2 separate regions of the Mus musculus genome follow, and region 1 is linked to region 2. The links are chromatin loops, found by intact Hi-C in ENCODE. Cell type or tissue: gastrocnemius. All regions are shown on one strand. Links, peaks and the distances in the headings refer to the core of each region. The heading gives the core; the rest is flanking DNA.

Region 1 (2,917 bases), core at 169-2,668, 99 kb after region 2:
GAGTGACTTTGACCAGGGAGATAAAATGCACATCTACTTGTTCAACAGTTACAGACCAAAGAAGCAACTCACTTCAATCTAGCCTCGTGAACGAACCAGGGAATTTACTAGAGTTACTCACAGGAGCATGGATGAGGGGTTTACATATAGCTGTACCATCAAAAAGCTCACCACAGCGTGGGTGATGAAGTATGAATGCTACATGCAGTGGGGCTGACCAGAGTCTCCTTTCCTTAGCTTGTTAGACCCTTAGGTAGGTGTGTGTGGGGAGGCGGAGAGCATCAATCTGTACCTTCATTAGCTTCTTGACTCTTGTAAGTGCTGTTAGCTTCTATGGCAGTGGCTCTCAGCCTTCCGGATGCTGCGACCGTTCAATACAGTGCCTAATGTTATGACTCCCCTCACCCCCAACCATAAAATTATTTTCACTGCTACTTCATAACTACTTTTGATATTGTTATAAATTGTAATGCAAATATCTATGTTTTCCAGTGGTCTTAGGACCCCTGTGAAAGGGTCACTGGGACTCCCAGAGGGACCTCAAGCCACAGATGGAGAACTGCTGTTCTAGAGTCTTGTGGACCTCTCTCCCTGCAGGAAGAGGAAACAGATATTCAATAGCCAGAGATACAAAAGGGTGAGTGGCAAACGAGTTTCTATAGCTTCATGGTGTCTTCTTGTTCCATGTTTAATGTCCTAGAGCTTTGAAGGCAGATTAGAAGTTTCCCACTATGTCCTATGCTATGTCCTGAAACATGGGGCCTTTCTTCCTTCCTTCCTTCCTTCCTTCCTTCCTTCCTTCCTTCCTTCCTTCCTTCCTTCCTTCCTTCCCTCCTTCCTCTCTCTCTCTCTCTCTCTCTCTCTCTCTCTCTTTTCTTTCTTTCTTTTTTTTCTTTCTTTCTTTTTTTTTTTTTTCAAGACAGGGTTTCTCTGTGCAGTCCTGGCTGTCCTGGAACTCACTCTGTAGACCAGGCTGGCCTTGAACTCAGAAATCCGCCAGCCTCTGCCTCCCAAGTGCTGGGATTAAACCCGCCCAGCTGGGATTTTTTTCTTATTTACTTGACATATTAAAATCACTATAATACTAATACGGGAGAGTCCAAGACAGAATTGCTGAGAGCTACCTGGGCTACACAGTGAGTTCCATAACAGCCTAGGATATAGTGTGAAATCTTGTGTTTCCTCATGGGGACAGGATGGCTGACGAAATGGCTCATAAGTTAAGAGAACTTTCTGTTTTGTAGAGGACCAGAGTTCAGTTCCTGGATCTCAAGTGTTTCAGCTCAAACCAATTGTACCTTAATTCCAGAGGCTCCAACGCCCTCCTCTGGCCTCTGTGGGAACTACATTCACATTCACAATGTGTCCCCCATTGCCTATACACACAATTAAAAAGGGAGATAGTACTTTTTAAATGACCGAGGAGGTACTTTTCAATTCCAAGACTGCTATTTATGTGGTTTTCTGGGTGTTATAAATAGTATTGCTCAGGGAATCCTTTTGGGAGAATTGAACATCTGTGCTGAAGACAAGAAACCTTTGTAAATAAAATGTAGGCACTTTGGGAATCAGGTGTGTTAAAGGACTCCGGAGTCACAGTGAAGCCACACTTGCTTAAAGTTTGGTGCTGTGGATTATTTTCTAAGCCATTTTACCATAGTTGGCCTCCCATAAGTCCATTTGGAGTAGGCAAATGGATTATCATGCACTTGCAAACAATGTCCAGGAGCCAGGACATGGCTACACATGTAGGGGAAAGGTGGCTGGGAGGCCAGAGTGGTCTTTATTCTTTCAATATATGGTGGACTCATGGGTCACCCTAGGAAACCTGTCCTGTTCCATCACATTCCTGTGTCATGGGCCAGAGCACCTAAAAAGTTCAGGTGTCTCTCCAAGCCTGCACAATGAAAGAATTTGCCTACTGACACATGTCAGATAGAGAAGGGGCTTGATATGTGCACAACACTCACGCACACACGCACATGCGTGCGCATTGACCACAATCCATTCCTGGAAACTATTGTAAAATAGTCACATTTTCCCATAAGAACAATGTCATAATTGAGCATTGCAATCTTGACCAAGCACTTACTATTAAATAAATCATGGACATGACAAAAATACCCCATAAAAGCAAAGACGCTATAAACCTTTATCATACTTTTAAAGAATAAAAATGTGCTCTGTCATATAAATTGGCTTGGATATACTGTATACATTGATTATATAAGAAATCTCAATGAACTATAAAGTCTATATAGTATAAAAAAAACCCCACAGGTGTAGCACATCATAAATTTGACCTAAAGCTATTATGTGAACTATAAACATTAAACATTTAATTAAGCATCTTTTTTTTTTCTTTCTTAGAAGCAGGGAGAACATTTCATGTCAATCAAATGTTTACCTCTTCTCTCAGTGAACTTTGCATTAACAAGTGGCATACCAGAGAGCATCTCAACCTTTGATACAGTAGCTGATGGGAACACCTACTGCTGTTGAATGCCATGGTTCAATCCACAAAGCCGGGCGTGGGGTGGTATGGAGATCATTACTATGGCGGCAGAGGTTTCCTAAGGAGTGCCGGCTGAGTGCTAAGAGGTAAAGAGCAGGGACTGTGTCTGGATAGCTTTGAGACTTGAACTTGATGTAAATGCCTACATATTCCTTAGAGAACACATTTGGTGTGAATCTGGTGTTTAGTGCTTGCTGCCTTTGAAAGAACATGTATGCGTCCAGTAACCACGTGGCTCTTTTCAGATTCTTTTTATCCAATCTGGTTCGAGGACTTCAACAGCTCTGCCACCATTTTCTTAGTAAAGTAACATTTTGAAAACCTACTTAAGACAATACCCTAGCTAGCTGAGCGTTACCTGTGTGTGAATGTTTTTAGACTACAATACCCTAGCTAGCTGAG
Region 2 (2,917 bases), core at 270-2,769:
TAAAGTCCTTTTTCTTTTTTTGAGATAAGCTCTCACTTTGAGGCTCAGGCTCACTTCCAATTCACAATCCTCCTACCTCAGTCTTCAAGCATTAGAAACACAGCTTTATCTTTAAGGATTGAAGTAGAGTTCATGTAAGTTGTAGTTTTTTCCTCTTTTTAACAAGTTGATATTTTAAAGCCAAGGATGGGTTAAACAATGGTGTTTACTACAAAACTCATAATCAAGTAACTTTCAGTAAAAATAATTACTTTTATTTCAAAATTCTTAGTGGAGAGGACTTTAATGTTGCATGAAGGAGAACTCTCTGAGGTAGTGGACTGCAGCCACTCTGATAAGATCACCACACATCGCACACAAACACTGGGTGGCCACACTGTACTCCACGAACACCTAAAATTATGTGCCAGTTTAAAACAAAAATATATTTTAAACAACTGTTTACAGGAAATAGCTATAATAAAGTCATTCTTTTAAATCCAGTTGCTATCCTGAGACAGAAGATCTGAAGTTTAGACTTGAAATTCCAAACAAGTGAGTTTTAAAGAATAAAACGTTTTAAAACTTAGTTTGACCTAACTTATTTTTGAGACAGTCAGACTTTGAGCTTGTGGTTCCTCAGTTCCAAAAGGGCTGTGTCTGTTTTGCTTATTTTGAGATAGGATCATTGTGTAGCTCTGGCTATCCTGTAACTCACTGTGTGGAGCAAGCCCTGCCTCTTCAGTGCTGGGATCAAAGGTGCCACCACAGCCCAGCAAGAGCTTTGACTTGTTTGTTGTCTGACTGGGAAGCTGGGGACGAAGGGGTAGATGAGTTTCACGCTTGTTTGTGAAACTTGGGGTTTTCTGATTCTCTGTCTAGTGGTTTCTCCCAAACCATGCTCTCAGGAAGAGTCCCTGGGACAGTCATGTGGAGGAAAAGATGTGTGGACATTTGCCCAGCTCCATATACACAATGAAATACGAGCCACTGTTTGTTTTCACGGTACTCAAAGTACCTTTGATTCCCAAGGCACAGTCTCATCCATGGCTCAAGCCGCATGGGAGTCGTTTGAGGAGGTCCACAGTCCCCAAATGCTTGCTTTACTCAGAAGCTCTCTGTAGAAATCCGTGCAGGAATGGAGAGCTGGCTGGAACTTGAGCAACTTCTAGGCTTAAGCCTGCAATTCACACTTTCTTTGAACTAAGTTCTAGATAAAAAACAGAAAACAGAAAAACAAAACCAAAAAAAAAAAAAACCCAAAATAAACATAAATAAATAAAAACTTCAGAATTTATTTAAAAAGAACTACCAGCCTTGTAAAACTCATAATTAACATTAACTTTCCTGCCACCGGCTCTGAAGTCTGGTTGCTAATGGGGAAGAAAGCTGAGAGGCCGACCACAGTGGACACTGCAGGGGAGCTGGCTCATTCCAGGGGATGCTGGGCAAGTCTTATTTTCTGGAACTTGCTCTTGTTTTATGGAAGCTCTGAGGGTTTTTTTTTTTTTTTAGATTTGAGATTAGACTTGAAGCACAAGGCCACAGGGTCTGGGATAAGGCTGCTTTTGATGTGCAAATGGCCAAATTTACCTTTTCCACTAGATGGCATTAGCAACTTCTGAAGCCAGAAGCTAATTACCAGCCACCTTTGTTAGGCTCTCAATTACACCTGTGTGTCTTAAGCTGTAATTGGTAATCGACTCTCTTGCATGTTTTAACTCGGATGCCAGGTACACGGTTAAGACATTGGTATCAGCTCTCTCCCGGGACAGAAATAGCTTCTGGGAGTATCAAAATGGCATGCTAGAATCTCATATTTCAAGCAAGACCTTTGGAAGCAACATACCATGCCACGATAAATTTAAACTAAGTATTCCTAGCTCTCCTTACGATAGTTAGGCAGCAAGCAAGTTGCTAGGTAGACCGGGAAAAGAGAGTTTTGGTTTTCTCAGCAGGGGGAGGATTTTTGTTGTTATTTCTTTAGAACTTGATGGTGTGTTCAAACGTGCAGGGGCAAACCACACCCAGATGTGCAGACTGATCATCTGTCTTCCTGTAATTGTTCTGAGGAAACTAGGTTTTTAAATTATAAATGCAAGCCTCTACTGCCTAGAACGGATGCTGTTCAAACCGTGACTGAAGTGCTTGCCCCTTCGTATGCTCCGTGGAGCTCACTCAAGACTCCGTGGGTGTGTGTGGGGTCTCGTGTCTCCTGCGCAGGCAGTGCGGTGCTCCTGTGCGCACCTCTGCCGCTGCCTCCATCGCTGCCTGCTGCTACCCCGCGCCCACCATTTCTTCCTGTTGATTGGTATCACCTCGCATGCTTAGAATGTCTGCCTGTCTGTTCAGAGTGTGAACTCATTCCTCAGACTCCTGATCGGTTCGTTTCGCACCAGTGTCAAAACGACTTATTAAATCCCGCACCTCCTGATACCCAGTGGCTGATGTGTTTCTGTCCAAACAGTAAATGACAATAAGCATATGCAGTCGGTGGTCTAGCAAACTCATTTAATTTGATAAAAATGTCACCGCAACATGCTTTAAATCGCTGTCCTTTTCATCATCGCTAATTGCTAGCTATAGACCTTTTTCCTATGCTTAATACAAGTGTTAGAATACTGCTCCTTCCAGTCTGATTAGGAATTAAAAAAAAAAAGTAGAATTCCTTTTCAGTGGCAGCATTATTTCATCAAGAGATGGATTTTGCTCTTAATTAGCCAACATGCCACAAGGGAGGCTTCCGAGTCACGGGTGTGAAACAGCCTGGAGCAGGAGATCAATCTACAGGAAGAAAATGGCGGCTGGGGAATAATTGGCAGCCCGGGTGAACGTGGGCTGGTTGTAACAGGGACAATATGTTCCCTCGAATATCACGAACCTCTCCCCCTACCGCCAACTTGGCACATTTCAAACTCAACAAAAGATGTGTGTGTGG

The links. Hi-C counts contacts between places; a loop is a spot of excess contacts. Peaks named below come from ENCODE experiments on the same cell type or tissue, not always from the same donor. Only the 100,000 strongest peaks of a DNase experiment are listed, where the experiment ranks them.
Region 1: a loop joins it to region 2, with 3 times the contacts of the local background. A loop is called at or near these places in 2 of 42 quality-filtered maps.

The regions. Positions count from the first base shown.
Region 1 is chr11:19,613,646-19,616,562 of GRCm38, reverse strand. Gm39601 (a long non-coding RNA gene) reads left to right here. Exons shown (of 5, transcript XR_872268.1): 4 at 493-637; 5 at 2,371-2,749. Among named protein-coding and RNA genes, the nearest start is that of Gm39601, 3.6 kb to the left of the region's middle. In gastrocnemius, for the core only: a CTCF peak has its summit at 1,344 (motif pointing left); no DNase peak of the experiment used is centred there; H3K27ac peaks cover 143 bases.
Region 2 is chr11:19,713,164-19,716,080 of GRCm38, reverse strand. No RefSeq gene overlaps it. Among named protein-coding and RNA genes, the nearest start is that of Gm39602, 28 kb to the left of the region's middle. In gastrocnemius, for the core only: a CTCF peak has its summit at 1,576 (motif pointing right); a DNase peak (open chromatin) is centred at 1,463; H3K4me3 peaks cover 928 bases; H3K27ac peaks cover 1,422 bases.